Linked DNA regions of Homo sapiens: region 1 is linked to region 2. A link is a loop called in an ENCODE intact Hi-C map of the cell type or tissue named here. Cell type or tissue: IMR-90. All regions are shown on one strand. Each heading gives the region's core, and the rest is flanking DNA. Links, peaks and the distances in the headings are about the cores only. Region 1 overlaps NXPH2 (neurexophilin 2). Region 2 overlaps LOC101928273 (a long non-coding RNA gene).

The links. A loop is a pair of places that touch in the nucleus more often than their neighbours do. Peaks named below come from ENCODE experiments on the same cell type or tissue, not always from the same donor. Only the 100,000 strongest peaks of a DNase experiment are listed, where the experiment ranks them.
Region 1: it touches region 2 in a loop (2.2-fold over the local background); 3 of 110 quality-filtered maps call a loop at or near these places.

What each region holds. Positions count from the first base shown.
Region 1 is chr2:138,698,112-138,714,060 of GRCh38, forward strand. The region is part of intron 1 of NXPH2 (neurexophilin 2); the gene reads right to left. Among named protein-coding and RNA genes, the nearest start is that of NXPH2, 74 kb to the right of the region's middle. RefSeq lists an enhancer at 14,479-14,568. In IMR-90, for the core only: no CTCF peak of the experiment used is centred there; a DNase peak (open chromatin) is centred at 9,500; H3K27ac peaks cover 162 bases.
Region 2 is chr2:137,901,415-137,917,363 of GRCh38, forward strand. The region is part of intron 2 of LOC101928273 (a long non-coding RNA gene); the gene reads right to left. Among named protein-coding and RNA genes, the nearest start is that of HNMT, 55 kb to the right of the region's middle. In IMR-90, for the core only: a CTCF peak has its summit at 9,318 (motif pointing right); no DNase peak of the experiment used is centred there.

The sequences.
Region 1 (15,949 bases), core at 8,453-10,952, 800 kb after region 2:
ATGTTCACTACAATGTTATTTATACTTTGATAAACTGCAAACAACCAAAATCTCTCAAATTTGAAGAAAAATTTTAAGTGATTTTAATACATTTACTTAAGAACTTATTATCCAGTATTTTTAAATGATATGGGTTTTAATAATATGGGGGATACTCATTTCTATAATGTTAGGTTAAAATAGTTACGAAATTGTATATAAAGTACTATTTCAAGTATACTGTATATCAAAATCAATGGAAAAAAGTTAGAATGAATATCCTAAAGTACATATAGGTTATGACTGGGCAGAAAGGTTTCTCATAATTTTCCCTTTATTTTTAATGCACTTCCCTATTTTGAAAGAAGTCAATAATAAACAGGTAGAAATTTAATAACGTCTTCCAGTAAGACTCAGGAACTAAAATATTCCCAGATGAAGGTGAACAGATTCAGGTAACTTGCTATTTAATGTGGCATCAGGGCCAGGCGTGGTGACTCAGGCCTGTAATCTCAGCACTGTGGGAGGCCAAGGCGGGAGGATCCTTTGAGCCCAGGAGTTCAAGGTCAACCTGGGCAAGATGGCAAAACTCGTCTTTACAAAAAATTTACAAATTAGCCGGGTGTGGTGGTGCGTGCCTGTGGTTCCAGCTACTTGGGAGATGGAGGCAGGAGGATTGCCTGAGCCCAGGAATTAGAGGGGGCAGTAAGCTATGATCACACCACTGTACTCCAGCCTGGGAGACAAAGAGAGATTGCATCTCTAAAGTAAATAAAGAAAGAAAGTAGAATTATTTAGTCTTCTAGTTTCTGGTGAAATTGAAAAGGGTAATGAATTTTGGGACTCAAAGTACTTTGATGCCCGGAGAGTAAATAATTAGGCATTTAACAAATTTAGTTTTGTATATTGGATTCTTAGCATACCAGGGACATGATGGTTAATAAATGCTCATTACACTAAATAGAAATGAAAAAATTATTGAAAATGTATGTGAATGTATGTATGTACATAAACATATATATACACATACACAACATAAAGCAATCTCCCCACTTGGACAATAATATAATATGTAACAAAGCTTCAACTACATATGCAGAGAAAATTGGAATGAGTACAAACCCATTTTGCAGTTGTCAATAAAGTACAAATCTTAATCTTTGGGGAGCAGAACAAATAAAAGTGTCTATGGAAATGAAAGTGCTGCCCTATAGCCCAGGGAGAAAAGAGCAAAGAGGAAGGCTTTTTTCCTCCCTTATCCAATCACGGCTGACCCCAGGGTAGAGCTGTGAAAAGAGAGAAAGTAAAGAAACAAGGCAATCTAGATTACCAGTCTATGCCTTGTGAATAATTCATTAAGAATCATCCTTAACAGAGTAGGGGGAGAAGGCAAGACATTTCCCTCTGGCTTCCTGTGCTACTCTCTGTGAAAGCAGCATCCGGCACACGGGATGGTAGAGATGGCCTAGGGGCAGCGGTGAGACTCGATGAGTAGGGTTAAAGAAGCAAGTAGGTTAATGCAGGTAGCCTAAGGCGGACATGGGAGTGAGGGCAGGCCTTGCTGGGCCAGGCTTCTGAGAAGGATGAATGCTAGCACAAGGGACACATTTTCTGCAAGGATTAGGCTGAGTCAGAGCTTTGGGTGAGAACTTTCCTATTTGATCCCAGCCAGCTTCCTGCTGGGGTGCAAAGTATCAGCTGCGAAAACACGTTCATGCGTATTTTCTTGTTAATAGCAATCTTTAATTCAAAAGGTCGAAAGTAAATCTATTTTGGCTGCAGGACGCCAACATAGATTAGGATATAAGTCGAGGCTTGTGTGTTAATATGCCTTCCTCAATGCACGTTCAATGTAATAAGATAACATTGTTCCGTTCAGGTGCTGAATACATCCTTGTGCTGGGCTGTGCTGTTTGAGGGCGTCACCAAATTCTGTTTTCCTATTTCCCAGTAAGCCATGTAAGGCAAGTGATAATATCCTCATGTTGCAGATGAGAGATCAGGGCACAGAGAGTTTAAGCAACGAATCCAAGTTCCCTGAGCAAGTGCACCCTGGAAAATAAGCAGAACCCAAGTCCCCAAATCCCTTTATTATCCCTACAGCGATGCATCTAATAGCCCATTTTAATCCAGCATTCAAACCATTTTTAACATTATGTACAGCTTTTCCTTTGAGTAGGCTGTATAATAACCAAGCCTTTAGGAAAATACATATTTAGCACTATAAACATTTAAAAAATAAACCTTAACTATTCAACAATCTTTTCACCTATCGACATCTGGTGCTGAAAATTTCTACTGTGCTGAAACAGTTTATGATATTACTAACAATTACTGCTGGGTATCAAGCCACATAAATATTTAATGATACCATTAATTTCTGAAAGGAAAAAAGAGAATTTTCACATTAGGTTTAAATGAATATGGAATTTATTTCCCCATATTTTGCACTGACATTTAATTTGAAGTTCTTGAATTAAGGCCTCCTGTCTGTGATTGATGAGAATTTGTTATGGCTCTTTAGGCCTCTCTGTTCACCTTTAAATATGGGCTTCCTTCCCCCTCGTGCAAGACATAAAAATGGGAATGTCCAACTCTATCAGACCAGCACCTGCTGACCATCCGTCTGTTGGACTTCTTAATGTCCTCCCTCCTGCTTGTTTCTTGGATGCCTGAGAGATTTCGCTTTACATTTGCTAAGACTGGTTCATTAAAATACTAATCTTAAACTGTAATTATGTGTTGGTTCATATCGGTGGTTGAACCACAGTGGCGCTGATATCTTCTAACTGCAGGAGAATTTCACATCTGTTCTCATCCCCTGGAGTCTTGAGCAAGACGTGGTGCTGGAAAGGAGGCAGTTTGAAAGAGATGTAGAGAACGGCGTTTTAAGAAAAGCGACAAAGGCAGGCAGGAAGAATTATAAATCTGGTAAATAGACTCAATTGTAAAACTATTCATGATAATACCTTCTGGGGAAAAAGCGAAAGCAATCAAATAGGAAGCATGCCAGGTAACAGTGCTGTTGTCAGGTTGGGAGGATCTTAACTGTGCAGTAGCTCGTGTAATTCTAGGAGCGTTTGCAATCTGCTGGCCCAAGTGGGTGAGAAGTGGGGTGGGGTGGGTTATACCTTGTTTTACGATAAAGGTCAAGAATATCTTTAGCCTGGTGTGGTATCAGCCAGCCTAGGGAATGCCCATTGGTTGGCAGAACTGAATGCAATTATCTGATGTAAGCCATAAATAAGTGAGAAGAAAATCAAAAAGCAAACAGAAAAACAGAGCGGGTTTTAGAAAAGAAATAGGAATACAAAGATGGATAGGAAGGAAGAAGAAAGCAAGGGGGAGAACACACACACCCTGGGGAAGAGCAGCCATATTTTTTGAGCACCAACTACACACAAGGTACTGTAGAAGGAAGGATAAAAAGAAGGGCTGTTCACTGAAGGTTTATTGTATGCTTGGTGATTTGCTTCTTTGGGTCAGGTGGGTATCATCTGCAGCATGCAGATGAGGAGATTGCGGCTTGGAGGGATCAGATTCTGACTTTGAGACCCTGGTTGTCTAATTACTTACTCTGTGTCTTTTTCATTATATGATGTTGCTTTTTAATATTTCAGGGAGATGCAGAAATGAATAAGACACATATCTTTCCTTTAAAGAGCTCAAGGTCTTAGTACAAATCATAAAGCAGTGTCATCCATATGTTACAGAAACTTGCCTCATTCATCTGGGGCTCTGGCTTGCATACGAATCTCCGCTTTGGTAGGTGGGAAGACTCTAGATAACATTTTATTTCCAGGTGAACACCACCCACACAGGCAGTTGGCTTTGACATGGATCAGGCCCTGCCACTGTCTATCATAGGAGAGGTCGGTTACTCCGGTTTAAGGCAAAGCTAGTGTGGAGGAATATCAGGAGAATTCTCTGCAACACAGAGGCCACTTTATCATTTTCCAGAGACTGTTTCTTTTTATTTCCTTCCCCTTCCTTTATTTCATTTTTTCCTCATTTTCTTCTTCCTTTCTCTTTCCTTCTTTCTTTCTTACAGGGTCTCTCTCTGTCTCCCAGGCTGGAGTACAGTGGCACAATGATAGCTCACTGTAATCTCAAACTCCTGGGTGCAAATGTTCCTCCTGCCTCAGCCTTCTGAGGAGCTGGATCTACAGGCACACAGCACCATCCCTAGCTAAATATTTAAGATTTTTTGTAGAGACAGGAAGTCTTGCTATTTTGCCCAGGCTAGTCTTGAACTCTTGGCCCAAGTGATCCTCTCACCTTGGCTTCCCAAAGTGCTGGGATTTCAGGCATGAGCAAAAGCATCTGGCCTGTTTCTTTTTCTGTTAGTGTATTCCATACTTAGGTCCTGACTTGAATAAAACTATAAAATCGTCCAATAGCCTCTTCTCACCTCATGGCTTCCACCCCTACCCAACCACTATCAGAAGAAACTACAAAAGATTCAAAATTTTTCTTGAGTTACCTTCCCACCCTCCCAACCCCCACACAATAAGCTGCATAAATTAACTTGAAGAGAAAAAATGATAGAAATAGAGTGACAAATGAAGCCAGAGGGATGACTATTTCTTTGACAGAGAGTGTTCAATGCTTCAAATACAGTACAAAATGTTGCTGCCTCCGTCTACATTGGATGTGAGAACTAAATTGCCAGGTGCTAAGAACAACAACAACAACAACAAAAAGTGAAAGATTTTTAAATCTTTGAGCAGACAAATAAGCTTTAACAATGGCCAAAGCAAAGAGAAGATAGGGAAGTTTAGGAAGAAGGAAGGGAAAAAGAACTTCTCTATTCTGAGTGTAGAAGGAGGTAAAGCAAATGAATGCTAAATCAAACTTAATGAGAACTAAATCAAAGGATGTTCTATTGACAAATTAATTTGGAAATCATTTAAGAAAAATTGTGCTTTGGCTTTTATTTATGTCTGCTGGAGTGAATGGGCCATGTTCTCTCGCCTGTATTAAATAGCAAGTATTTAACCCAGGAACTTAAAGTCCATTTTTCTTTTATATCGTCAGGACCCAGTGACTGAACTGTTAATAATTTAGCTAATTGAGTAAAACCTAATGCTTCGAGTGTTGATGCAGGGAAATAAAAATTCAAGATTTCCTGTAGATATGGAATGCATAATATTTAATGCTTCAGAGATCATCAGTAAAATAAAATATTAAAGCCATACATACCCTCTGAGAGTCTAACTAATGAACGTCTCCCAGCTGTTGTTGAAAAATCAGCAGCAGCATCAGTACCAATTTCAAGACAAAGCACAGCTGACAGATGTTTGAAGGGATAAATCAGGCTGTACAAGGATTAAAATAATAAGTCCCCAGGGCCTTCTAAAGGCAGAGGTGCCACAGTAAACTATTTCCAGCCACTTGAGTACAAGTGAAATATGCATCCTGGGGGTCATTATCCAGCAACCCAGTAGGCATTGGAGAGGTTCGCATATTACTAAAACCTAGCACAGGTTCTAACCACACTGAGCTTTAAGTAAGGACAGCTTTTACTGTTACTTCTTTGTTTTAAGGGAGTCTCAAGGATTCTAATTCAGTTACAATGTTTGGGACATAATGTGACTAAATGTGAACTTGGCCAATAAAATGAAACATAACAACAGTGATTATGCATGTACATGTTAACCTATGCTTAGCATGTAATACAGTTATTACTAAAATGTATGATAAATAACCTCCTAACTGAGAAACATGCACTTACTGAGAACCCATCATGTGTCTACTCCTGTTTATCCTTTAGCAAGGCAGGTTAGGCGGGATCTTATTTAAAACATAAGAGGTTAGTCCTCTTTCCAAACTTAGGCAACCTCTGACATTCACAGGCTTTTCCTGCGCCACCAGCCTGGACATGACTTTATTACACCACTTGCTAAATTACATTGTAATGATTTGAACGTATGTGAATTGCATTCCCTTGCCCATACCCGAATGTGAACCTATTTAGGGCAAAACCTAGATCAGAGTCAGCTTTTGTCTCACAGACCCTTGACAATGCCTGGGATACAGGATATTTGATAAAGGTCTAGCCTTTTCCTATGTGCTTTGGGAGCACCCGAACTATATGTCAATGTTCCTGACTAAAATGTGTCCTCAGGCTATTAAAGTATAAAATACTAGTAGATATACCATCTTGAAACAAGTTCTATGGAAGGTAATGACTGACAGATATAACCCAGGCTCTGTAAGCCAGGGGCTGGTCACTCCAGCTTTATGTTAGAATCACTGCCCCTTAAAGAAGTACAGTCTACAAACTATCAGCAGTCTAAGATAGATACTTCTGTGTTTGGAAACTTTTATGGCAAGTTGATATTAGAACATTATTTAATCATTTGATTGTGCATGTTATAAAAGCATCAGATTGGCACCTAAACAACAGCTGGTTATTTATACAGATAGTTTGAGAAACACAGTCCTAGAAAGCTTATGCCATCTCAGACCAATTAAATCAGAAGGAGGGGAACTGGGAGCCTGCACATCTTCAAGGTATTTAGCTCCTTTAGAAGATTCTACTGTAGTGATATTTTAAGGGTTTATTTTTTGTTGCTTTTAGAGACAGGGTCTTGCTCTCTCAGCAAGTCTGCAGTGCAGTGGCACAATCATGTCTTAATTGTGCAGCCTGAACTCCTCGGCTCAAGTGATCCTCTCACCTTAGCCTCTTAGGTAGCTGGGACTACATGTGTGCACCACCACGCCCAGCTAATTTTTTTTTTTTTTTTTTGAGATGGAGTTTCATTCTTGTCACTCAGGCTGGAGTGCAATGGCACAATCTTGGCTCACTGCAACCTCTGCCTCCTGGGTTCAAGCGATTCTCCTGCCTCAACTTCCCAAGTGGCTGAGATTACAGGTGTCCGCCACTATGCCTGGCTAATTTTTGAATGTTTTTAGTAGAGACAGGGTTTCACCATGTTGGCCAGGCTGGTCTCAAACTCCTGACCTCAGGTGATCTGCCTGCCTCGGCCTCCCAAAGTGTTGGGATAACAGGCGTGAGCCACCACACTTGGTCTTTTAAAAAAATTTTTTTGTAGAGATGGAGTCTCGATACGTTGCTCAGGCTGGTCTCCAACTCCTGGCCTCAAGCAATCTTCCCATCATGGCCTCTCAAAGTGTTGAGATTACAGGCATCAGCCACCATGCCTGGCCAATAATATTATTAAAAATAAACATTAAGATCCTTTTTTTCCTTCTTGATTTGATATATGGAATTCTCATATTAAATATACGTATATTTTAAGTCATGTCTGAGGCATTTTGAGACAATAAATAATCATTCTTTTAAAAAAGAAAGCTTTTTATAGTAAAGATGAAACAATAACATGTAGTACTATGCTTATTTTGGCAGTCTAAAGACCCAGAGTGTCTTCTGTCTAATCCCTCTTAGTAGATTTTACTCAGTAACTGATTTTGGTGCTGCCATTACAATTTGAGGGAAGTTCCCATTATCTAAATGAATTCCCTGAATTTATTCTACACTATCACTGCCAAGTTGGTCATCCTGCCTGTCTTTGAACGTGGTGTGACAGGGAGCTAACTATCTCCCAAGGGAACCTATTTCATCTTTAAATTCTCTGTTAAAATTCTTGTTTCTACTAAGCTGAAATCTGTCTGCCTAGAACTTTATTCAGTGGTCCTTGTTCTCTCTCTCTTTCTAGAGTCTTACAGAACAAGCTCAGTGATTCTTCATAAAATAAACATTCATATAGCTGAGGATGTTTGTATTACTGAGTAAGCCCCTCTTCGGACCAAATGCCTCCACTTTTTAATCAAAAACCATTCTTCAATTCTCATAACCATCCTGGTGACTTCACTCTGATTGTGATCCTGTTCCTTCATATTCCCCATAAAAATGTAATATGATCAATGAATTCCAGAAACATTTATTAAATCCTTACAATGTGAGAAGGATGCAAAGTTGAAAACCAGGATTTCTGCTCTGTATGTGTTTACAGTTTTATGTATCAGAGTGTTTTAAGGGAAAACAATCTATGCCTGTGGTCTGACCATTACAGAACATACTATGTCTATTAATAAAAAGATAACAAATATTTACTAAGAATTTTCTCTGTGCCTGTTATCTCATTTAGACCTCACAACAACCCTGAGAGGCAGGTATTATTCTACTATCCTTATTTTACAGCTGAGGGAACTGATGCTTAAGGAATTAAGTTGGCAGTGTAAGCAAGAAAGTAGCAGAGCTGCTGTAGTCTATATTAAATGACATGCTCTAGAAAAGTTAAGAAGTTGTTTAAGGATGTTAACCAATTGGCCAGATTAACCAATGTTCTCCATTGGATCTTGCTGATGCCCAAGTATCCCGAATGCACACAGCTGGTGGGCTGTTCTCTAGGATCTATCCAATTATTTTGAATTTTATGTGAGACAGCTGTTTGTCCCCATCCTGTTTATGCCAGTTATAGTTGTCATTTTAATTACGTAACTTAATAAAGTATTTATTAGATAGGCTGATGAATATGAATGAGAAAAAAGTTGTTCTTTATATGAAAATTAAGGCCAGGTGTCGTGGTTCACGCCTGTAATCCCAGCACTTTTGGAGGCCAAAGCGGGAAGATTGCTTGAAGTCAGGAGTTTGAGAACAGCCTGGGCAACATAGAAAGACTTCATTTTTTTTTTAAGTAGGCAGGTGTGGTAGTGTGTACCTGAAGTCCCACCTACTCAGGAGGCTGAGGCTGGAAGATGACTTGAGCCCAGGTGGATGAGGCTATAGTGAGCTATGATTGCACCATTGCATTCCAGCCTGGGTAACACCGTGAGACCCTGTCTTTAAAATAAACTAAAATAAAGAAAAAAAAGTTAAGGTGAATGCTTAGAGAAACTTGTTGCAGATGGGTCTCTTAAAAAATTGCTGTTCAATAAATGAGAGCAAGAAAACTATTAAGAGATAAAAGGAAAAATGTAAAAATTCTAGAAAGATTTAGATTGATTGGAAGATGACTTTAAGTACTTGCCCCATGACAAAAAAAAAAAAAAAAAAGAGCAAGAAGAAGAAGCAACAGCTAGGAATCTTCTTAGATGATTCAATATGGGTGAGTTTTATTTAAATGACAAACTTCAGTCAGGGGATTCATATTCTGAAGGATGATATTCACATATTGTTATAACCAATCAGAACACATATCAAACAAATGAGAACAAAGGCCAGCCACAAAATCCAGATATGGCCATACCAATGTGTACTTGATATGCCCTCAAAGGAAAAGGTTTGATCCTACATCAAATAATTTGTGAAAGAATGAACCTTCAGCATTTAAGTTTAAAAGTTTCATGTATGTTGGATATTTTTATGAATCACTTGTGGCCTGATCTGGGGGGGAGAAAAGCTTCTACTACACTGTGAGTTGGAGCTGGGATCTAAAACTGGGTTGTCTGACCCCAAAGAGCATTTGCTTGACATCTGTGTGTACTGCCTCCAAATGCTTTATGCTATCACTTTCCTCTCACTAAATACCACAGTCTATTAATACAGTCTAGGGTTGCATAAGCATTCTGGGAAGCTTATGCACATTTGGAAAGCTTTTGCCATATTGATGACTCACAACTTTAGTTTATTTTCAACTAAAACTTTTCCATACTTGCTAACCATATATCCTTTATCCTCTGGTGGTGGTGTTCTTTTTGTATCCAAGTGCCAGGTCTTAAAATTATCCCTTGTAACTTTCTTCTCTGTGGATTTGGCCCATCATTCTAGCCTGAGATCCTTTTGAATCCTGTCAGCCAATAGGTCCCTCTCTCTCTAAGCCTCATGTCATTAGCTAATTTAATAAGTAAGACTTGTGTCTGCCCTTTTAAAATCTGACCTTGTCAGAAGACTCCCTGGACAGTCAAGCTGATTACTACAGATACTCCCTCCATTTCTCTCTTACTGAAATAATTTGTGATGGCAGTCACAAATCTGACTGTCCCAAGATGCCAGGGCTGTCTCCTCTTATAGAGCCTCATGTGTGGCACTGTGCTTGTCTTGTCCATAACTGCACTTACCCTACTACACAGGGCATTTAATAAATGTGTTTAAATCACAGAATTTCATTGTTTTTCTGGCATGGGACAACAGGAAAGCCGATCTGGAAAAACAACAATAACAACAAGACAGCTGCTACTTTCCTCAGCCGTCACACACGCTGCCCACTTCACAACTATCTCCCCGGCCATGAACTTGAACTTGAGAGAAGAATGAGTATCAATGAATTAAGATGTTTTAGAAAGTATCTGAACATACAATTGAGCTGGCACTATTTTGTACATCAGGATTTTAATATTGCAAAGGACTGTATTGATTGCCTAAATCTAAAAATAATTTCATTAATGGAAGAAGATGTAATGTGATTTAATATGCAAATTAATGCTGCATTCACTGAAAACTATTAAACCAGCTCATTTAGCAATTTGAGTGAACATTGCTAATACATTTCCAGAGTTTTCTTTTTCCTCTACAATCATACTGAAAACTCCTGAAAGACAACAAATGTCTTTTAGTTCTGAATACTCTATATAGCAGTCTAGAAATAGGCCAAGCTAATGTGAGGTATAGTGCTTATTATTCTTTGAATGTTGTTCTAAATTAAGGAGACAAGTTGCAGAAAAGTTAACTACTGTGAACTGGAAAACCTCCAATTAAGTAGTTGGATTCCAACCTCTCCTTGACTCACAGGCTGGAGGACATTTATCAAAGCATAGGGACATCGGGACTGAAAACAAGGGCTGATTTAGACAACAAAAGCTCTGATTCACTCTCTCCATGTTGACAAAATATACTCTATACCCACAAACTTAAGCTGTGTCCATGCACACACAAACCAGTCTGAAACAAAAACAAGTGAGCATTTAAATTTAGACCAATTATGACAGCAAAAGCTGTGTTCTTTGGCATTCTACCAAACAAAAAGCTTCAGAAACCAGCACTTCAAATACTCCCCTGGTCCACACATGTATTCTAGCAGCAGGGACTGGCAATGGAGCTAATTCCAATCAACGAGGAAGCTATTTAGGTCCCACAAGGCTGACTCTGAGAGTCGCTGGGGGATGCTGGGGTGCTGGCTCCACTCGAGACGGTACAACAGCCCCTTCTATCCTCTCAGGGAAACAGGGGCAGCTGCCCAGGGGAGGCTCACACTGCACTTTCTCTCCCATCCTAAATCCTACAGCAGCCTTCACAGTTTCTCTTTTTATAATTTTATTTTATTTTGGTGAAATAGAGATAACAAAATTTGTCATCTTAACCATTATTAACAGACTTTATTTTTTAGAGCAGTTTTGAGTTCACAGCAAAATTAGCAGCCAAGTACAGAGATTTCCCATATACCCCTGCCCCCCTCCCTACCCACAGCTGCCCCATTACCACCTTTCCCCCCACCAGTGTGGTGCATTTGTTACAATCAATCCTACATTGACACATAACTACCACCTCAAGTCCATGTTTATGTTAGGGTTCACTCTTGCTGAATCCTATGGGTTTTGACAAATGTATAATGACATGTACCCACCATTATAGGAGCATACTAAATAGTTTCACTGCCCTAAAAATCCTCTGTGCTTTGCCTATTCATCCCGTCCTCTCCCCAACCCCTAATTCTTTTACTGTCTCCCTAGTTTTACCTTGCCCAGAATATCATCTAATTGGAATCAGTAAGTACTATTTTCAGATCAGTGTCTTAGTATTTCACTTAGTATTGTACATTTAAAGTTTCTCCATGTCTTTTCATGGTTTAATCATTTCTTTCACCTGTGGAATAACATTCCATTGCCTGGATTTACCACAATTTATTTATCCATTCACCTACTGAAGGATATTTTGGTTGCTTCCTAATTTTAACCTCTTTTATGTGTACAATTCAGTGGCATTACTTGTATTCACAATATTGTGCAACCATCACAACTGTCTATTTCTCAAACTATTCCATCACTTCAAAAAGGAACTCTGTTAAACATCAAGCAATAACTCCCATTCCTCCCAGCCCCTGGTGACTTACTTCCTGTCTCTATGAATTTACTTATTATTTAATATTTCATGTTAGTGGAGTCATACAATATTTGTCCTTTTGTGTCTCACTTGTATCACTTAGCATAATGTTTTCAGGTTTGTCCATGCCGTAAATATATCAGAACTCCATTCCTTTTTACGGCTAAATAACATTTAATTGTATGTATGTACCACGTTTTGTTTATTCATCACCTCTTGATGAATACTTGGGTTGTTCCCACCTTTGGCAATTGTGAATAATGCTGTAATGAAGATTGGTATAAAAGTATTTGCTTGAGTCCCTGTTTTCAATTATTTTGGGTATATATCCAGGAGAGGAATTGCTGAGTTATATGGTAATTCTATGTTTAGCTCTTAGAGAAACCGCCAAACTTTTTTTCAGCAACTCCACTATTTTACATTCCCACCAACAACACACAAGGGTTCCAGTTTGCAGCTTCTCTTAAACCCAAGCAGAGTAGTTAGTTCAAATGAAGGTTATCTTGAAGTTACCTGGCCTATTGATTAGCTGGCATCCTTCCTCCACCCTAGACTCTATGAGATAAATTTTACTATAAGCTATTATAATTTACCACTCTCAGGCCTACAGTTCTCCATTAGTTTCCCTCACTAAGACTTCTGTTTCTATGCTCTGGACCTCATTACTCTCCTAACATAACCTTGATTCACTCGCCGTCTGTTTTCCACCCTGCTGAAGCAGCCCAACACACCTCTGACTCCATAACTCATCTAAACCACCCATGCCAAACACTTTACCCAAGCTGGCTTCCCCGACTTCCTCAGTCTCTCCCCGACCTTCCTTGGGCCACTCAGCATCTGTGCTAATGTCCTCCCTGCTCCTTGGTTCACAGTCATCTTGCTGCCATCTTCCTGGAGCCGGATCCCACTTAAAATGAGGGGAGATGCTCCTTTTGACTCTCATATTGCAAAATGTTATCGCTGCACCATTCTATTTAAAAATCTCACCCAGAGGAGGAAAGCTCACTAATTAATGGACACTTTAATGGAATTTCCTTCCCATTTCTATCACTTTTTTTTTTTTTGAGATTGAGTCTCGCTCTGTCACCTGGGCTGGAGTGCAATGGCGCCATCTTGGCTCACTGCAACCTCCATCTCCCAGGTTCAAGCGATTCTCCTGCCTCAGCCTCCGGAGTAGCTGGGATTACAGGCACCCACCACCACGCCCGGCTAATTTTTGTATTTTTAGTAGAGACAGGGTTTCACCATGTTAGTCAGGCTGGTCTTGATCTCCTGACCTCAAGCAATCCACCCACCTCAGCCTCCCAAAGTGCTGGGATTACAGGCGTGAGCCACCGCGCCCGGCCCCTGTCACTCTTATACCTTCCTTTCATTCATCCATTTGCCTCCATCCTACTTGATGCCTTGGCTATCTCATGACAACAGCTTGCAAACCTGTGTCTGCCTCTAAATTGTACTTGAATTGAATCCGTCTTTGGTTGCAGTATCATATACAGTGCAGATTCTTTTACTCAAACCTATCAATTGTTCTTTAGTTCCTACTCAGTGATTCAAAAGGATGATTCTAGCAGTTCAGGCCTCCCACAAAAGCCCAGTCCACCTTTTCCATGATATCTCCTAACAGACATGTCCCCTCCAGCTCCTGACTGCCCATGTTGGGCACATCCCTTTGTGTCTGCCTCATGACATGGCCTTTGTGGTTCTCATTTACACCGTTCTTTGCTTAATGAACTTCTACGTTTTGTTTAAGGATAGTGTTTCCATGATCACTCTAGCTAGAAGTAAAATGAACATCCTCTGCTGGTCTGGCACAGTTTGTACCATTTGGCTTATGTTTAGTTTCATCTAAAGAGCAACCAGTTAGCTTGGGGTGTCACTAGAAGAGGGCAGATGGCTGGCTGCCAAGTGGTTTCATAGCACCTTGGGACATTCACCAAGGCCAGTATCTGATCTTCAGTTTAGTAGGCTGAGGCACTTAACTTTGAGCAGCACATCCTGGGCAGAACTGCCTCTCAGGAATAAATACACATCACATCAGCTCATGGAACTGATGTGTGTGTGTGCACGTGCATCGCAGAATGCCACTAAATTAATTAATTTACAGCAACAGCTAGAACCTTCATGGATGGAAGTCTGTGCATTACATGAGTAAAACAGTCTCTCCCCAGTGGATAGGCCTGAACCAGAAGCCAATTTAGAATCAGAATTTTTAGTGAGTGTGGAATCAAACCAAACTGCTGGCTTGATGAGTCAAAACAGGAATTTCTCTGTCACAGAGGCTGAACTGCTCATAACCTTAGGCCAAAGATCATTTCCTGTTTCTGGACTTCGGAGTTCTGTCCTCTCTGGGTTGACCACATGTTGACTCAGTTTTACTCAGAATGGCCAACAATACAATCATCACAACATTGCCCCCCACCCTGGGATACTAAGGAGCCTTCAAGTGCAGTTCTGCTTCCCCCAAATTCGGTGGCAGCACAGTATCTTTGGTTTATCCCCTGACCAAATTCAACCACTAAATATGTCTAAGTATACCTGCTTGATTTAACTCCCAGAAGGCAATGCTTCCTTCCCCTCACCCCCTTCCTATGTTCTTGAGAGTTACTTTACTGTTCCACAAAGCATTGGCTATTGTGCCTCTGACCACAAAGTCCACTGCACTATAAACACTTGGGTTCAGCTCTTATCTTCATGTGTGAATGGAAAACTCCATGAAGACTAGACCAAGGCCTTATACGATGGTCTATGTCACACACGGCCTAGCACACAGCAGGTGTTCAGCCAATATTATTGAGAAAAGGAGCAAACAGGGGCTGTATTAGTAAATACTTGTGATAAATTCCTTCCAATTCTTTCTTCTCTCAGCTATATCTAACACTGGTGATGGTCTTCACATGATTTTTAAGTGTTGGTTATTCAAGAAAATCTTCTGAATGAAGAAATAAACTAAATTAATTATCCAAAGCTTCCAGGTCTTCAGTAATTGACTATAGAGAAACAGTCCTTGCTAAGTCCCAAGGGGCCTCCTTCTGGGAGAAGCCTGAATTGAAAGGCCATTCAGGATCTACTTCCCCACTGCCGATGGTTCTTCTGAGATGGATCTGCGACTGGGCTCCTGCCAGCTGCCCTTTGGATTTGGGTCTGACCTCCCTTGATTCAAGCACTGAACCTCAGCAGTCACAGGACAGCATGCTGAATTTTCTAGGAGGATTTGTTGTTGACCCAAACGGTCTGAAGAGGGACCTTTGTACGTTGGGAGTGACAGATTATTTGTCCCCCAGCCATCTTTAGAAGCTTCCAAAGGAAGGGAGACAAGATAAAAGCCCAGTGTACTTCACTCAGAGCTTTGCTGCGTGGTGTTAGGTTATCCAGTGTGCTCAGGATTCATCTCCTGATTTCAGTGAGAGAAATAAAATGAATATAGGAAAGGAAAACATGATATATGTAAAACCCTTTCTAAAGCTGGCTTTAACAGCACTTAAAGTCAACTGTAGAAAACGTTCTGTGTGTGTGTGTGTGTGTGTGTGTTTTAATTGCAAATTGGTGTGCAAAATCTCTGTTTGCTCAGGATCTCCAGAGACTGCCTCATGATGTGTGTTCTGTGATGAGGCCATGGGACCAGGCAGTAGAACTGCGACAGGACAGCAGGGACAGAGGGGAGCTTCTCCAGCCTTTTGTTTCGCACCAAATCACAACGTACTCATCAGGGGAATCCAATGTGTTCCTTATCAAACCTTTCTATTTTCAGCGTAAATTACTGAACAATCCTCCAGATACTGATTTTTATCTGCTTGCTAGATAAATATTAGTTCCTATTGGCACATTCCTATTCAGTGCACCACTCACAAGTTATGTAAACAAAGAAACAAACAAAAAAGCAAAAAAAAAAAAATTTCACTACAACTAATAAAACAAAACAGAAAAAATCAGCAAGAAGAGCTTCTTTCTTTTTTCTTATTGTCATAA
Region 2 (15,949 bases), core at 7,976-10,475:
TAAATAATCCAAAAATTTTTCAAAGCTCAGTACCTTTTCACACATTAGTACTTTAATTATCAACTTTAAAGAGAAAGTGAGTAGAAAAGGGTTAGTAAGTAGAAAAGAGTAAAAGAGGCCTTTCTTTCACAATTTGCCAAGACATGCATCACTTATTTAAAATCAAACAAAATGCTGTCTGAAAAACAAGAAGGATGGCAAAAGTGAAGTTCCTTCATGCAAGGTACCTCTGACTACTCTCTGCAGACAGATACTATGGCATGGTGATAGAATTATTGCAGGAAAAATTTGTCCACTGAGGCCACTTCCTCCAGAGGTAAGGTTCAACTTATGATCACTTGCTATAGGTCAACAGCTCAAGACGAGGTGTGTGGCTGGCAATTTAAGTGTAAAATTAGATTTCCAGTATAATCAGTCATCTGATAGCACATCCAAATGTATTCTGCATTTGCACATTTAATTAATTATGTCTTAATTGAAAACATTTTGCTCATAATGATTGGTTCTAATTTTATTCCAAATTAAATTAGTAGGGGAGAAATTTAGTCTGGGAATTTATTTATTTTTATATATTAAAGAAAAAATAAAAATAATGGATTTTCTCTTTTATTCTTAAAAGGAAATGTCTTTCTGCCCATTTAGAGGTGCAAAGGAAAACATTTAAAACATTTCAGATAAATTGCATTTCATCTGAATGAATCTCCATTTGGAGATGGAGAGAACATTCTTTTGTATTGTTGTAGATATGCCTATTATGATATTGGTATAATTACTTTTTCAGCTACAACTCAGATTTCCTGGGTCAGTGCAAAAGACCTTGTTTATTTAGAAGAAGTGATTTTCTGAGAAAGTGGCTCATTAGTCTTAGATTTCTGGACTACACAGTCTGGTCTACAAATTAAAATAGCTATTTAAATTCCCTTTATGAAAATTGTGCCTGATAGGGCACTTCCATTTGCAATGAGTTTCGTATTTGTACATCTAGAGCGGGCAAGAAATCAGAGAAGGTGGGTTTTGTGTCTTTAGATATGCTACAGTTGATAAATCCTAAGATTCAGATATTAACTATTGGATAAGCTCTTGAATTTCCCATAACTTCAGCTTTGAAGCCATTCATTACCTTAATACTAAGGAAAGAATGTCAGAAAATCCAAAGAGAGAGAATTCTCAGTTATGATTTTTGGACATATAATTGGAAAGAAGTCAGATTTGGCTTTTACAATTAATGCCATATAATGTCACACAAAGTATTTCCTGCAGTGTGCTCAAAGAGGTCAATTTGTGATTTATTTGCCAGTTATAGACCTGAAATTACTGACTTGTGTGTGTAACAATTTAGCTTTAACTTGGGCATTTAATTTAGCATTAAGTATAGCTCCTCTTCAATACTGATCCTTGCCCTGAACAAGATGTCATTTCATAAACCCAATTAAAAATGGTATTTACTGTGGTTTAAATACCAAGGCAGATTAAATGTATTGTCCAGTTTCACAGATCAGCAATGCTTCTCTTCCCATATCACTAGCTCATGATAGTAACATAAGAGACCAATCTGTGCCAGTGGATAGGCCAGAATTAAAAGAGGATAAATATTGCTGTCCTGCCTGAAATAAAACTGGGCACCGAAGGTGTCAGAGAGTTATATACTGTGAAATGAATGTCCCATATATATAAATTTCAGCCTTTTTAAAATAAGGTAGAATTGTTTCTGAAAGATTAAAAACTCTCTTTCCAAATCATTGAATTAAAATATTTAGTCAATAAATAAATCACTGCTATTTTCATCAATATTGGAGTTGTTTCTTCAAGTTTGTGAATTTTCTCAATTAGAAAAAAAGTCTAATTTGTTTAAATAGTGAGAAGTCAACATTGAACTGTTGTCTACTCAGTAGCCACAATTCCTTATTTCTTGTTTACAATGATCATAGATTTTTTATGTTTGTATTGTTGCAACAAGTTCACAGAATATGGATTCCTCTCCCAATCTGAGAGGATGAGCCATAATTGTTCTAGGCCATGAATATTGTAGTAGATTGTATTGTGTGTTCATAATTCTTTGTTCCCTGGCCAGGTTCAGTGTCTCACGCCTGTAATCCTAGTACTTTGGGAAACTGAGGCGGGCAGATTGCTGGAGCTCAGGAGTTCAAGAATGGCCTGGGCAACATGATGAAACAGCTCTCTACTAAAATTACAAAAAATTAGCTGGGTATGCCGGTGCACACCTGTAATCCCAGCTACTTGGGAGGCTAGGGCGTGAGAATCGCTTGAACCCGGGAGGTGAAGGATGCAGTGAGCCAAGATTGTGCCACTGCACTCCAGCCTGGATGACAGAGTGAGACTCTGTCTCAGAAAAAAAAAAAATTAAAAGATGATTCTTTTTCCCTCCCCATCCTTACCATACTTTAATAAGGAAAGAGAATATTTCTCTGTATCATTGACTTTGGGCTTGGCTATGTGATTGCTCTACCCAATAGAATTTGGTAGGTTAATAGTAATAGAAGTAACTAAGCAGAACTTTAAAGAAGCTTCTCCTCTTCAATCTTCCTCAGCATTATAAAAATCAAATGCCCTAAGTAGTCTGTGTCCTTCAACATGGGTCCAGGAAGGAGAGATTCCTGGAGCACACCTGAATCTCATCTGTAGTCTAAGGTAGAACTGCTGCAACCAATTCACAAAACTCACGAGCAAGGAGTAAACACTTGCTGTTATAGGTCATTAACTTTTTGTCATGTTTCTTAAGCATTACTGGAGCAAAAGCGAACTAATACAAACGTTAATGTAATTCCCTTTGCTTGTGATTGATTTAGAGATGAACATTTGTTCTGTTTCCAGCTAATAGAATGTATTTAGGAAGAATGCCAAAGCAGGGAGCTTATTAGTAGGATTTTGACCTCTAATGAAAATGATGGCCATATATATGAAATTTTTTCTTTCTTTGGTTTTATTGTTTAAAGACATAATTATTTAAGTTGTGTTAGTTGTGTGTGATCTTATAACTGTGAGGAATTACATAGAATGAAAATGGAATGTGCTGTGATGGCGGAACAGAAAGAAGTTGGGTGATTGAAATTGTTGAGCTGCTGCAGGAAATCTGGTAGTCTCCATTTCCAGAGGTCTTGTATTGTAGAAAAATTGAATAACTTTATTGCTTAAGTCACTATAAGAATGTCTTCTGTTACTTGCAACCCAATGCACCCAACTAATAAAGTATGTTTCTAGAAATACACTTGCCTTCACTCTTTTTAAGACACACAGACCACATACACACAGATATTGTTAATGGTCTCATACTACATATATTGTACTATTTTTTAACTTAAAAAGATAATATGGGCCAGGTGCAGCGGCTCACATCTGTAATCCCAGCATTTTTGAAGGCCAAGGCAGGTGGATCATGAGATCAGGAGATCAAGACCATCCTGGCCAACATGGTGAAACCCCATCTCTACTAAAATACAAAAAACTAGCTGGGCATGGTGGTGTGTGCCTGTAGTCCCAGCTACTTAGGAAGCTGAGGCAGGGGAATCGCTTGAACCCAGGAGGTGGAAGTTGCAGTGAGCTGAGATCACAACACTGCACTACAGCCTGGTGACAGAGTGAGACTCCGTCTCAAAATAAATAAATAAATAAATATAATATGATTTTTATATTATAGCACCTGTACATTACAAGACTGAAATCTGTCTCATTTTTTAAAGTAACTGCCTAATACTTTGTGCATGAACATCCCATGCCTTCAAATTGAATTGAGGATCAACCTCAGTTAGATATTTTCATAAAATAAATTTTAAAACATATAAAAAGATGAAAAATATGAGGGAAACATTAAGTGAAATAGAATTTGAATTCATAAGTTGTGATATCCACCTAAATGAGTCACCAAGAGATAAAACATGAAAAATGGAAAACAAAAACAGAAATAATAGAAGAAAACTTTAAAAGGTAGAGAATAACGAAACACATGCTATAATGTCACCACCCAGTCAATGCTAAGTTAAATGGATTTGTTGAGAAGACTACAAAGCAAGTATAAATGTTGAGTATGTGTGTGCACATGTGTGTGTATGTGTGCAGCCCTATATAAAATGTTTTAAAAATCACTTTTATTGAAATATTGCATAAGCACATCTAAGAACAAATTTTAAGACTGATGAATTTTTACATTGTTAACACAGCCATTTAACTATCAGCTAAGACAGGAAAAAAACATAATCAGCCACTGTCACCTTGTTTTAGATTCACTATCAATCATTACTCTTTTTTAATTTGAGACAGAGTCTCAGTCTGTTGCTCAGGCTGGAGTACAGTGGTGTCACCTTGGCTCACCGCAACCTCCACCCCCAGGTTCAAGCAATTCTCATGCCTCAGCCTCCCAAGTAGCTAGGATTACAGGCACCCACTGCAATGCCCAGCTAATTTTTGTAATTTCAGTAGAGACAGGGTTTTGCCATATTGGCCAGGCTGGTCTCGAACTCCTGGCCTCAAGCAATTTGCCAACCTCAGCCTCCTAAAGTGCTGGGATTACAGGCATGAGTTACCATGCCTGGCCCATTCCTCTTTTTTTAATACCCCAGGCAACTAATATCCTAATTTATCATACAAGAGATTGGTTTTGCCTGGGTGTTGAACTTTACATAAAGGGAATATCAGTACATTATTTGCCATATTGATCTATGTTGTTTATGTAACAATAATGCATATTTATTCATTGTTCCATAGTATTCCGTGTAGAAATAGATCACAATTTAGTTGTTATTTCTTCTACTAATGGATATATTAGGGTTGGTTTCAGTTATTGTTATTATGAATATGATGCTTTAAATATTCTTGTTTTTTTAAGTAAAAATATGTGCAGATTTATAGCTGAACAGAAAAAGCTCCGTCTTTTAACCTGGATATCTGGATTTTTTACTCTTGGTGAAGATAACTGCAATGAGATTTATCACGTATGATTAAAAGTCAAGAAATGATTCCTGGTAACCTGCAGGGTCTGTTTTTTACTGATGGGTTACAGCTGGCCTAATTGGTTTGAGAAACCTAGCTTGATTACATGGACAAGGAGACACAAAAGGGTTGTTGAGAATTTCTCCTCCAAGCCCTCCTGAAAGCAAGATTCCTAGCACAGAATCATGGTGGTTCACACTGGAGACAGAATGCACACTCTGTGTCTGTGAATACTTGGAGCCCTGGGTAGCTTTCAACATTGGACGTCTTTCAGACTCCCAGTCCATGCCTGCACTCTCACTTGCTGCACCATATCCTTTGCCTTTAAATAAAAGCCCCATGTAAGTATGTTCTGTGGAATGTGGTGGTTCCTTTCAAATATCCAAACAGGAAGCTTTTCGGTATGTATACATTTCTATTGAGAATATACCTAAGAATGAACTTGCTATTTGCTGGTTCGTATATATATATATTTATATATTGATCTTTAGGCAAAATTTGCAAGTAAAATACACAAAAAAATTCTTGAGCCATTAGAGAATAAGTTACTGACCTGATTCCCAATTATCACCAAATATTTTGGGGTTTATTCTTTACAAACAGGATTTATCCTTCATGTTCACAACACAACTGTCAGCATTGGTTGTATTCCCACTAATACGCTGTTACTGTCTAATCCTCAGACCCTATTCAAGACCCTGGCACTCTACATTAAGTTACCCCTGTGTGTAGTTACCCTCTTCACTCTACTCTGGCTCCAACACCTCCTGCTTGGCCACCCTCATTCTTGGATGCCATCCTTGGGCTCCGACCTACTCCCTAGATTATCATCCATTTCACATAGATACTCTTCTCATCCTTCCTGGGCTAACCCCACATGGGCGCTCACCCCACCCTGCTCAGTCAGGCTCTGACAATCCAACCATGCTACATCACTGTGATGATGCCCTTTTCATCTTGCTTGCGTTTTGCCACCACTTCTACGTGGACTCCTTCTCCTGTTCTTTGGCTTCAATACCTGGCACCTTGGAGCCCTCTTAACAGATACCGCTTTCATTCTATTTAGACCAGAAAAATCCCACAATGACCTGCCTTTTCTACATGCAAATCCTTTTCATCCCATTCTGTGCCACTGCCTTACATGGGTGTTCTCTTCCCACTAGCCTGTTGGGTTTAGACACCAGGTGATGGATAATATGTCTATCTGGATGCTCCCTCACATTGCTTTGATTCTGACACCCCACATGGGTCACCTACCTGCATTGAAGCCCTCACTCAGTGTGGCTTCAATCCACATGAGGCAGCCTTCTTCTGTAGACAGAAGAATTGACCATTTTTCCCTATTCTAAAAATTTACCATTTCCCCAAAGAGCATGGGTTTCTTTCATGGAGAAATAGTGTTTGGATACAAAGGTCTAGAGGCCAGGTGTTCTAGGTTCTCTGACTTCACAAAGCTAAGAAATACACATGCATATACCAACCAAAGCATACCGTAAGGGTAAAATGGTGACTTGTTTGAGGTTGGAGCTCACTATCTCTCCATCCCCCTTCCTTAGAGTATTTCCTTGAAATCTTAATGGGTCCAAATAACAGGTTTGCCTTTTTGATTTTGCAATGGAATAATGGGGACTTTCTGACACTTGGAATTGTAAGCAAATGCCTCCAAAACTTACTTGGGAGTTTTCACTAGAGGACTATCTTAGGATGTAGCCCTTTGTCTCTTGAGGAGATGAGAAGTTATTCTTTCTTCTGCTTTGCTAAATGAATTATGTGAAAGTCTGTCTAGACTTTTTAGTCACTTTTGTAGTACCTACGTGCATAGAAATCTGACTATGTTCATGTAGTAATAAACTGTGTTCTCTTTTCTAGGTTGGTTCAGAGAGGTCTTTGTTAGTATTATTTTATTTCCAACAAATATACACCCTATATTTCTGTATTGTTACTTTCTAGAGATGGATGACTTTGGATGGTCAAATATTGATAGAAAGGCACTAGTGAAAAGTAATTCAGAAAAAACACATTTACAGATTTGGTGACAGGAAATAAAGAATTTTTTCATGTTGAGCTCCAATTATATCTGAAAGGTAGAAGGGAAGTCATTAATTGAGAGTATACATGGAATTGGAGGAGGAAGTTTTGAGAAAAGTGGAGGCTTATAAAATTAAAATAGTTGTTTCCAATAATGTGAAATAGAACTGATTAAAGAACAAAGCAGACATGATTGCCGAGGAGTCTCTCAGATGAGTTCACGTTGATCACTGTAGTCTATTGTTTCACAATAACTCATTCCAAAGCAAGCTGCATATTGGATTCACCTGGGATCTTTTAAGATATACTGATTCCTAGGTCCCACCTGCAGAGATTCTGTTGTAATCACTCAGGAATCTGACATCAGCATCCAGATTTCAAAAGTTCCCCAAGTGATTCTAAAGTGTCCTGAACACCAAGAACCATTGACTCAGATAGAATGTTCATCACTTTTACTGTTTTCCACAAAAACCTACCCATGTAAAGCACTTGTGAGGATAGAAAAGTTTATTGAAAATTAGAAATTGAGAGTTGAAATGGCAAACAAATTTAGTCAAATTAAATTCTGAGTTTTAAAATTTTCCTGTGGCCACCCCAAGAGTGTGGAACTTTCTCTGGGCCTTCACCCCATTGTCTCCAAACTCAAATCATTTCACTAACTCTTCTCCACCTCCCAGTCTCTGTTTTCTGCCTGCCTCTTCCTAGTCTACCTGACTCTGGGAACTATAGGTTGGTGCAAAAGTAACTGCAGTTTTTGCCATTAAAATTGATGTCAAAAGCCACAAATTACTTTTGCACCAACCTAATAAAACTTCTCACTCCATTACTCAGAGTGGTTCAGCTCTCACTGACAACCTGGTGTGCTCCATTTTCCTTTAGCATGGACTATAGCTATTCATCACTTTTGAGAATTTTTAAGAGGCAATATTCTTGCATGTGATCTGGTTTATAGAACCAGGATAAAAGGTCAATGCTGACTCCAGAGTTTTGCAGTCCCAGGAGCTCCTCAGAAATATGTGGCAGAGACAGACCTGCAGGATAAAGACAAGATATGCATTCTTTTCTCATTCACTCCATAGATAGCTAGTAACAGCCTACCATATCTTAGTTCAATGAAGGAAAAAAGATAGACAAATAGATACAGTAGAGTGTAGTCCATATAATGGTTTAGTATACACAGGAAGTATACAAGTACAGTAACATCTGGACAAGCTAGAGGTTGGGAGAAGAAGGGAATTGAGAGAGCATTGCAAGAAGTGAAGAACCCAGGGTTTGAGCTAGCCTCCTGAATCCACATGTATAGAGCTGTAGAATTGGAATACTACAAAGGATGTTAGAAATCATCTAATCTAATCACCCTTTGTTACAGATTATAAAATAGAAGTCTCATAGCCTAGGAGTTGAACTGAATTGCAGAAAGTCCCATAACAAGTCAGGGGCAGTGCCAGGATTAAATTGGCATCTGGGTTCATTGACGACTGGCCCAGTGATACTCCCTCAACAGGTGAATTTCTAAGGTTCTATGAGCACTACTACAGGAGGGAGTAGCCCAGCAATAGGGTCTCTGGTGGCAGTAGAGGCCTAAACCTACATGGCTTACACCTCTGTCTGCAAAGTGACTGACTCATTTCAGCCATATCTGTGCACTCTGCAGTACCTCTGCTCAGAAGGTACCACTGGGGGAAATGCTAGATAGATAATTTGACTTGAGCATAGAGTGGGAGGGAAGGGCACATACTGAAAATAGGGAGGAGAATGAGAAACCTGAATCAAGAACCAGCCTAACAAATATTATGCCTTTGAATTATAAAGCAGGCATATGGTCTGGCTTTAGAAAATTACAGGACAGCAAAGAAGAGCAAATAAGACTAGAAAATTGTGACTTTGGGACCTTGTGTCTGAAATAAATGGAGAGACACTTTGGGGAGTGGCAGGCAATGAAAACACATCTACCATCTGAGGAGGTGACTTAGAGAAATTCAAAACAGCATTTTTTTTAAGTCCAATTCAAATATAGTCAAGTGAGGGAGGGTAGATCATTCATTCGCAACTCACTGTGTTTAGTTTCTTAAAAGCTGGCCGAATTAAAAAAAAAAAAACATTTTTGAATGGGGCAGTTCTAGTGTCAGTTGTTCTCACTTTTCCTTTTTACTTACCCACTACTAAAAACTACCACAGAGACATTCTCTACATTCAGTTACTTAGATTTACTTTTCCCACTTTCCACATTTTTAATTATAGCCTAGGAAACTTCTTTGCTTGGAGAAAGACATTCTTATATTAAAACATAAAACTTTTCGCAAGCATCCGCTAAGTTCATCCAGAAAGCAATTTCTTCATTACACACCAGAGGTCAGTATTGGATTATTAATTTACACGAGCTGTTAATTTTTACTTTCCCAGTAATAAAAATGAGAAACAAAATACCAAAAATTGTTATTGTATTAGAGATTTGGTGTTAGTTCCTTAAGCAAGTATCATCTGTGCAGACATGCATAGATCATTAATGGCTTAAGAAAAATACAAAAGAAAAAGAAAAAAGCCATCACAATGAAGGTGGTCTTTGTTCTTCAGGAAGGTGGCCTTTGTTCTTTAGGAAGACATCCATGACTCATTCCAGGCACATTAATTATGCCGCTTTTACACAAAAGTTAGTTACTCTTATATGTGAGAATTGTTCACAACTAGCAGTATTAGTGGACATGCTGGCAGTGAATTGGAAAGATAATGATAGTTTTTAGAGTCTTATTCAAATCTGCATATCTACAATAGTGTAACAGTTTGGGATGGCCAAAGTTACAGATAATTTGGACAAATAAAATACGGGCCCAGCAGTAAAATAATGACTGTATCTCCAGAAGCTTTAAGATTAAATGGAAAGAAGAAAAGACTAAAGGCAGATCAAGCTATCATGCTGACTACAGACATATTAAAGGCTTTCCACAGAAAGAGAAAATAAATTAGTCTTGTTTTACTCTAGTCAAGAGGGTAGAATTATAGAACTGGAGATTGCAGCTGCATATAAGATAGAATTTTTTTTTTTTTTTTTTTTTTTTTTTTTTTGAGACGGAGTCTCGCTCTGTCACCCAGGCTGGAGTGCAGTGGTGCGATCTCGGCCCACTGAAACCTCCGCCTCCCAGGTTCACACCATTCTCCTGTCTCAGCCTCACAAGTAGCTGGGACTACAGGTGCCCGCCACCACTCCTGGCTAATTTTTGTGTTTTTTTTTTTTTTGTATTTTTAGTAGAGACGGGGTTTCATAAGATAGAATTTTTAAGACTCATAGCTATTCCAACATTTTTGCCTAGGGTGCTATAGGGAGTGCCAACATCTAGTATCAGAACAAACTAGATGAATGCCAAAAGCTCTTCTATTCTAAGGTTATATGAGAAGGTGATTATGATGCCAAAGAGTAAATATTCCACAAATTCCAAACCTCCTTCCAGGCATATATATTCGGGTGGCACCTGCTTTAAGAAGTCTCCCTTAATCTGCCAGAATACAGTTTGCTCGTGCTTCTAATACTATGACCATATATTGTCTTTTGTCATCTTTTGAACCATATTGTACATTTATGTATTATTTAGCTTTGTGTTGTTATGTCTTATCTAAAACCAAGATTCTTCTTTTAGGAATACATGTTATTTTATCCTCTATGACACCTAGAACAATACGATGGAATTAGTAGATACTCAGATAATATTTGCAGTCTGAACCTATTTCCTTATCTATAATGTAATGAATAAAAACACCCACTTTACCTGCCTCACTGAGCTGTTTTGAAGATCAAATGAAATAATGTGCCTGAAAGCACTTTGAAAAGTATAAAGTATTATACAAATGTAAGGCATTATTATTTCAGAGGGGGGTTCTCTCAGTTATAACCTCCATGTCAGCTTGAACATAACAGCAATAAAGGAACATTTTTTAAAACTTAATCTGAAAAGAAACTTGTCCCTTCTGGGCACAAATTATAAAACTCCCCAAAAAATGTTTGTATGTATTTTTGTTTGTTTCTAAATAGTATAATGAGCTGTGGTCTTTCAGGGAAAATGTTGTTCTGATAGAAGTAATTCACAATGTAGAAAATTGCCCTTGTGTACTTTCAGGAAAGAATTGCAAACAAATGAGCTATTTTGTCTTCTCAAGCAAAGGGACTTCCCAAGCATGGGTAGCAGCTGTTCAAGTCCATCTGGTCAAGAATTCACTAAGATCATAATATGAAAGTTGCTCAAATGCAGATTTGCACGACAGCCTGCAAATGCTCCTTTTGAGACGAAATGGTTTCTCAGGCCAATAATCTGCATGTTTAAAAGTCTTTAAATACAAGTTTATGGAATAATTCATAACAGCTTTAAGGAACTATCATGGTACACTGGGAAAGTGTTCCATATTGCAGGATAGATTTCTTCTGTTGGCTGGTGAGCATTTGTTTATAGTCTGCCTTGACTGTATCACAATTTTATAAGTAGTTCTTTTATTTTTTAAAAAGCAACATTTTGGGACAAAATATTGTGAACAAATAAGGAATATGACTATATTTGTGAAACCCCTTGTTAATTTCCAAGTGATATTTTAAACCTTGAATAAGACATGTATGCTCATAAATAAGGAGGGAAAAGAAATAATTAACTCAATGTTCATAAGAGCTTCTCAGAAAATAAGAAAATAAGAAAGAGATAAGTGATAGAATTATAATCTGCATTCTACCCTAATAGTATCTTTGCATCACTTCTTAAGCTTTGTTTAGTATTTTAACATGCCGTTTCTTATTACATGTGAAGAATGCTGTGAGGTAGCATGTCAATGTTTTGCAGATGAATAAACTGATGTTAAAAGAGGTTAAGTGACTGATTTTGTACTTCCATTATCTCGAAAGCGCAACTAAAACTGCACTTAGGATTGCCACTCCTGTCTGGGGCCATGGCTTTGGTCCTATTTTCTGCAAGCCTCTGGATGACCTCTGTCCACCCACTGCCTTTGAGTGCTCTCCTCACCTTGGCCTTCCTCCCTGGTTTTAGTCCAACACCTGTCACCGCTCTTCAGAATCCTCATGAAACTTCAGGAAAATTGACTGGGTAGGGCTTGTTTCAGAATTATCCTCCAGAATTCTAGGGCTGATTTAGAATTCAGAGAAAGAAACAAAAGCGCTTATCAAAGTATCTGTTCTAGAGGTAAGCTCAGAGGCACCATGGCAATCCCCACATTTCCCTAGGATATCTTCAGAAATACCTGATATTGCCATCTCAGGCCCAGATATCATCCATCAGCTGAAGGCCATGGGCAACATTCACATCTTCAGAGTAAAGACTGTTTTAGAAGTCCGTGGGCAATCACCAGTCACACAGGGAGTTCCAGGGACCAGCCAGTTGTTCCTTTCATGAGTTAGGAGGCAGTAAGGACATCACAGTGATCATTTCCACTGAAAACGCAAATGTAATCCACTCTGCTACTCAGCAGTTAATGCTGACTTTTGAAAATTATAAAGCAATTATCACCATGGTCTCCTTCTAGGTTTATCAGTGCAGTCAGCTCAGAAAACTTTCATTCCTTCAGTATATCCAGCTACAGCTAATCAGAAAGGGAACAATGAAAACAGGCTGACATTTGATTCAGAGGTTCTGGAAAGAAAGTGGACCTGGCAACAAAGTGACTGCACTTAGAATCCCCCAACCTAATGTATTCAGGGTCCAGAGTAGACCATCTGGGGCTACAGGGGAGAGAAGCCAGTTTCAGAGGCTATTATAAGCAGCTCTGATTAACATCTTAGGACCACAAGACAAATTATCATTGGTATTTGGAGGCAAAAGGTCTTGGATGCTCTGGGCCTGGGTGAATATCTGGGTCTAACACAATTCTCAGAAAGGCCCTCTGGGTCCATTCCCGATGTGTTAACAAAATGCCTGAAACACAGTGGGGTTTGAACAAATGATAGAATGAATGTTTATGGAAGGACAATTGTCTGACCTCGTCTACTACATCCTTTAAAGAAAGGTTCTCAGAATTTATGGTTAAAGTATTGTATAGGTTGAGCATTCCTAATCCAAAAATCTGAAATTCACATTTTTTGAATACTGACACGATGCTCAAAGGTCCTGCTCAAAAGGAAATGCTCATTAAAGATTTTCAGATTTCAGATTTTTGAATTTGGGATGTCAACCAGTAAGTTTAATGCAAATATTGAAAAATTTTTTAAAAATCCAAAACACATCTTGTCCCGAGAATTTTGGATAAGGAATACTCAACCTGTATTTCAATTGTTTGCTTGTTTGCCCTGTCATCAAAAATGACCCAGGTGCGGTGGCTCATGCCTGTAATCCCAGCACTTTGGGAGGCTGAGGCGGGCAGATCACTTCAGGTCAGGAGTTGGAGACCCGGCCGGCCAACATGGCAAAACTCTGTCTCTACTAAAAATAATTTTAAAAAAATTAGTCTGGCATGGTGGCAGGCTAATTTTGTAATCTCAGCTACTCAGGGGGCTGAGGCAGGAGAATTGCTTGAGCCCAGGAGGCGGAGGTTGCAGTGAGCCAAGATTATGCCACTGCACTCCAGCCTGGGTGAGACAGTGAGACTCTGTCTCAAAAAAAAAAACAAAAAAGAAAAAAAAGAAAGAATGAATGAATGAGTTTCTTCAAGAGAGATATTGTAGCTTTTTCATGTCCATCACTCCCATGTATAATATCGTTCCATAACAACTCAGTCCTTATGAAACTCCATTCAGTAAGGACTCAGTTTTTTCAGAATGAACAGACCAAGTAAGACCAATTAATTACTTATTGTCATGTAGCTCAGATGAGAACGGGCTGGGATTTGAGAAAAGGCTCTGTTACTGAATAGGATCTGGGTGGATGGATTCCATCACAGATGTAAAGCGAGGCTACAGTAGCCTGTCCAACAGGATCAAGGGATAGCAGGTTGTAGTTCAGATAAGTAGATACCCACGGAGGGTTGCAAATGAAGTGTTGGCCTGTCCAAACAGTTGGATGCAGTATGAGACAATTCATCCTTACAAGAAGGATAGCAAATTGAAATTAGGAATATTTGGCATTTCAGAGGAGGGTCCAAGACAGTGGTCCAGGATCCAGGACTGGGATACCCCTTCCTGAGGACGATCACAGGTAACAAAAGAGGATCAAGTTGAGGAATCAGACTTGGGTGCTGAGGAATCAGACTTGGGTGCCCGGAGAGCAGGAGACTAAGTAACACTGAGATCCACTTAGCAGAACCAGGGTATTTTCTCAGCATTAGCTCAGAGACAAAGAAAAAAATGATGAAACCATAGCTTATAGACATGTAGTCATGTAAATCTCCTTAGCATCATTTCAGGATTCATGCTGAAAGTTAAGGCAATGGTGAAGCTGCAGGAGGGCTTTAGGTGGTCATAGCTCAGGAAGGAAGGGTCTTTCAGAGACTAGAAACTAGGCCTGAGCTAAAATATTTGCAATCTTGGATTTGCTTGAGGATGTTCATTCTACTAACAAACAAACGCCAATTTAATTTCCTGATGTTTATTTCAGGAGGTTTACAAGAACTAATTTCCTTGGAAGTGATTTTTTAAAACATCCATTGTAGAAAATTCTTTTTCTCACTTGTGAACACCTCTGAGAAAGAAGTATTATTTATAAAAGTTGGTACCTGTTGAACTATTACAGAGTTGCGGGGAAAAGCCTTCACAGGGTTCACAAGAAAAAGCCTTCTCCAACTATGCCTTACAGACGTATTCTTAAAATAATGACTTGACATATTTATATGTACATCTTTAGCTTAATATCTTACCTAATTGTCCAACAAACTAATTCAATGTTGTTTGCAATACATTAAATGAACAGAAGATAAACTGGGTAATAGAGAATCCAGAGAGCCTAGTGGCCCATGAAATCACTGGATTTGCAAAGTGATTTTCTCTTCAGCACCGTGCACCATCTGAGAACAAAATCTGTCGGCAAAGCACTTTAGTGGCAATCAATGGATCAGAATATAGAGACATTAGGAATGCCACATGGGGTCCAACCAATGGTCCATCCAGGCCAGCACAAAGGCAACATGAGAGGATTTTGGAGAGTGAGGTTGCTCGGTGCGGTATCAGTTTATAATGTTGGGATTATTTAACATACCTTCCCGAAATCATTTTGTGAACTAACATGTAACTGTAATCTATCATTTTATACAAATCCCTTGATTTTTTCCCACAGCTCACCCTCTTTGTGTTAGAGTTCCATAAAGGTAATGCCCAATATGTGAAGAGAAAATTAACATTCCCCTTTTTCTACTTGAAGACTTCCAAACATTTCCTGAAACTTAAACACTTACTGATTCTTTAAACTATCCCCATTCCACTTTTCTCTGCAGCAAGTAGCTCTCAATGTGTGGTCCTCAGATGGGCAGCATCCACTGGAAAAGTGCTAGAAATGCACATTCTCAGGCCTCACCCGAGATCTGCTGAAACAGAGGCTCTGGGGTGGGACCCAACAACCTGCATTTTAACAAACCCTCCAGATGACTCTGAAGCATGCTCAAGACTGAGAACTACTGCATTATGCTAAATTTACCCACCCACCCTCTGGCAAAAATAACGTCTAATTGCATTTAACTTTTTAGTTTGATGAGTACTTATCTTGGTGTCTTTTAATTCACCTGATGTTTCTGTTGCTAACAAAACCAACAAAAACAATGTAAATTTGGTATACTGAAATACAAAATAAGAGTGAAGGAGAAAACATTGGTAGTGAAATCAACTACTATAAAGCAGTTTGGGGCAATTCAGTTTAGAGACAGGCATTATACCTCAAATACCCAATGAGCATCACGTTATAAAAGCATAGCTCCAAAGATGATAATTTCAAATGAGGACCCTTAAGTCACAAAGAGAGGATTAGCTCACATTCATTATTTCCAAATTTCCCTCACCAAAGCACAAATTATTAAGGCATTTTTGAGACATTTTTATCAAAATGAAAATAAATGTGTTTCACAAATA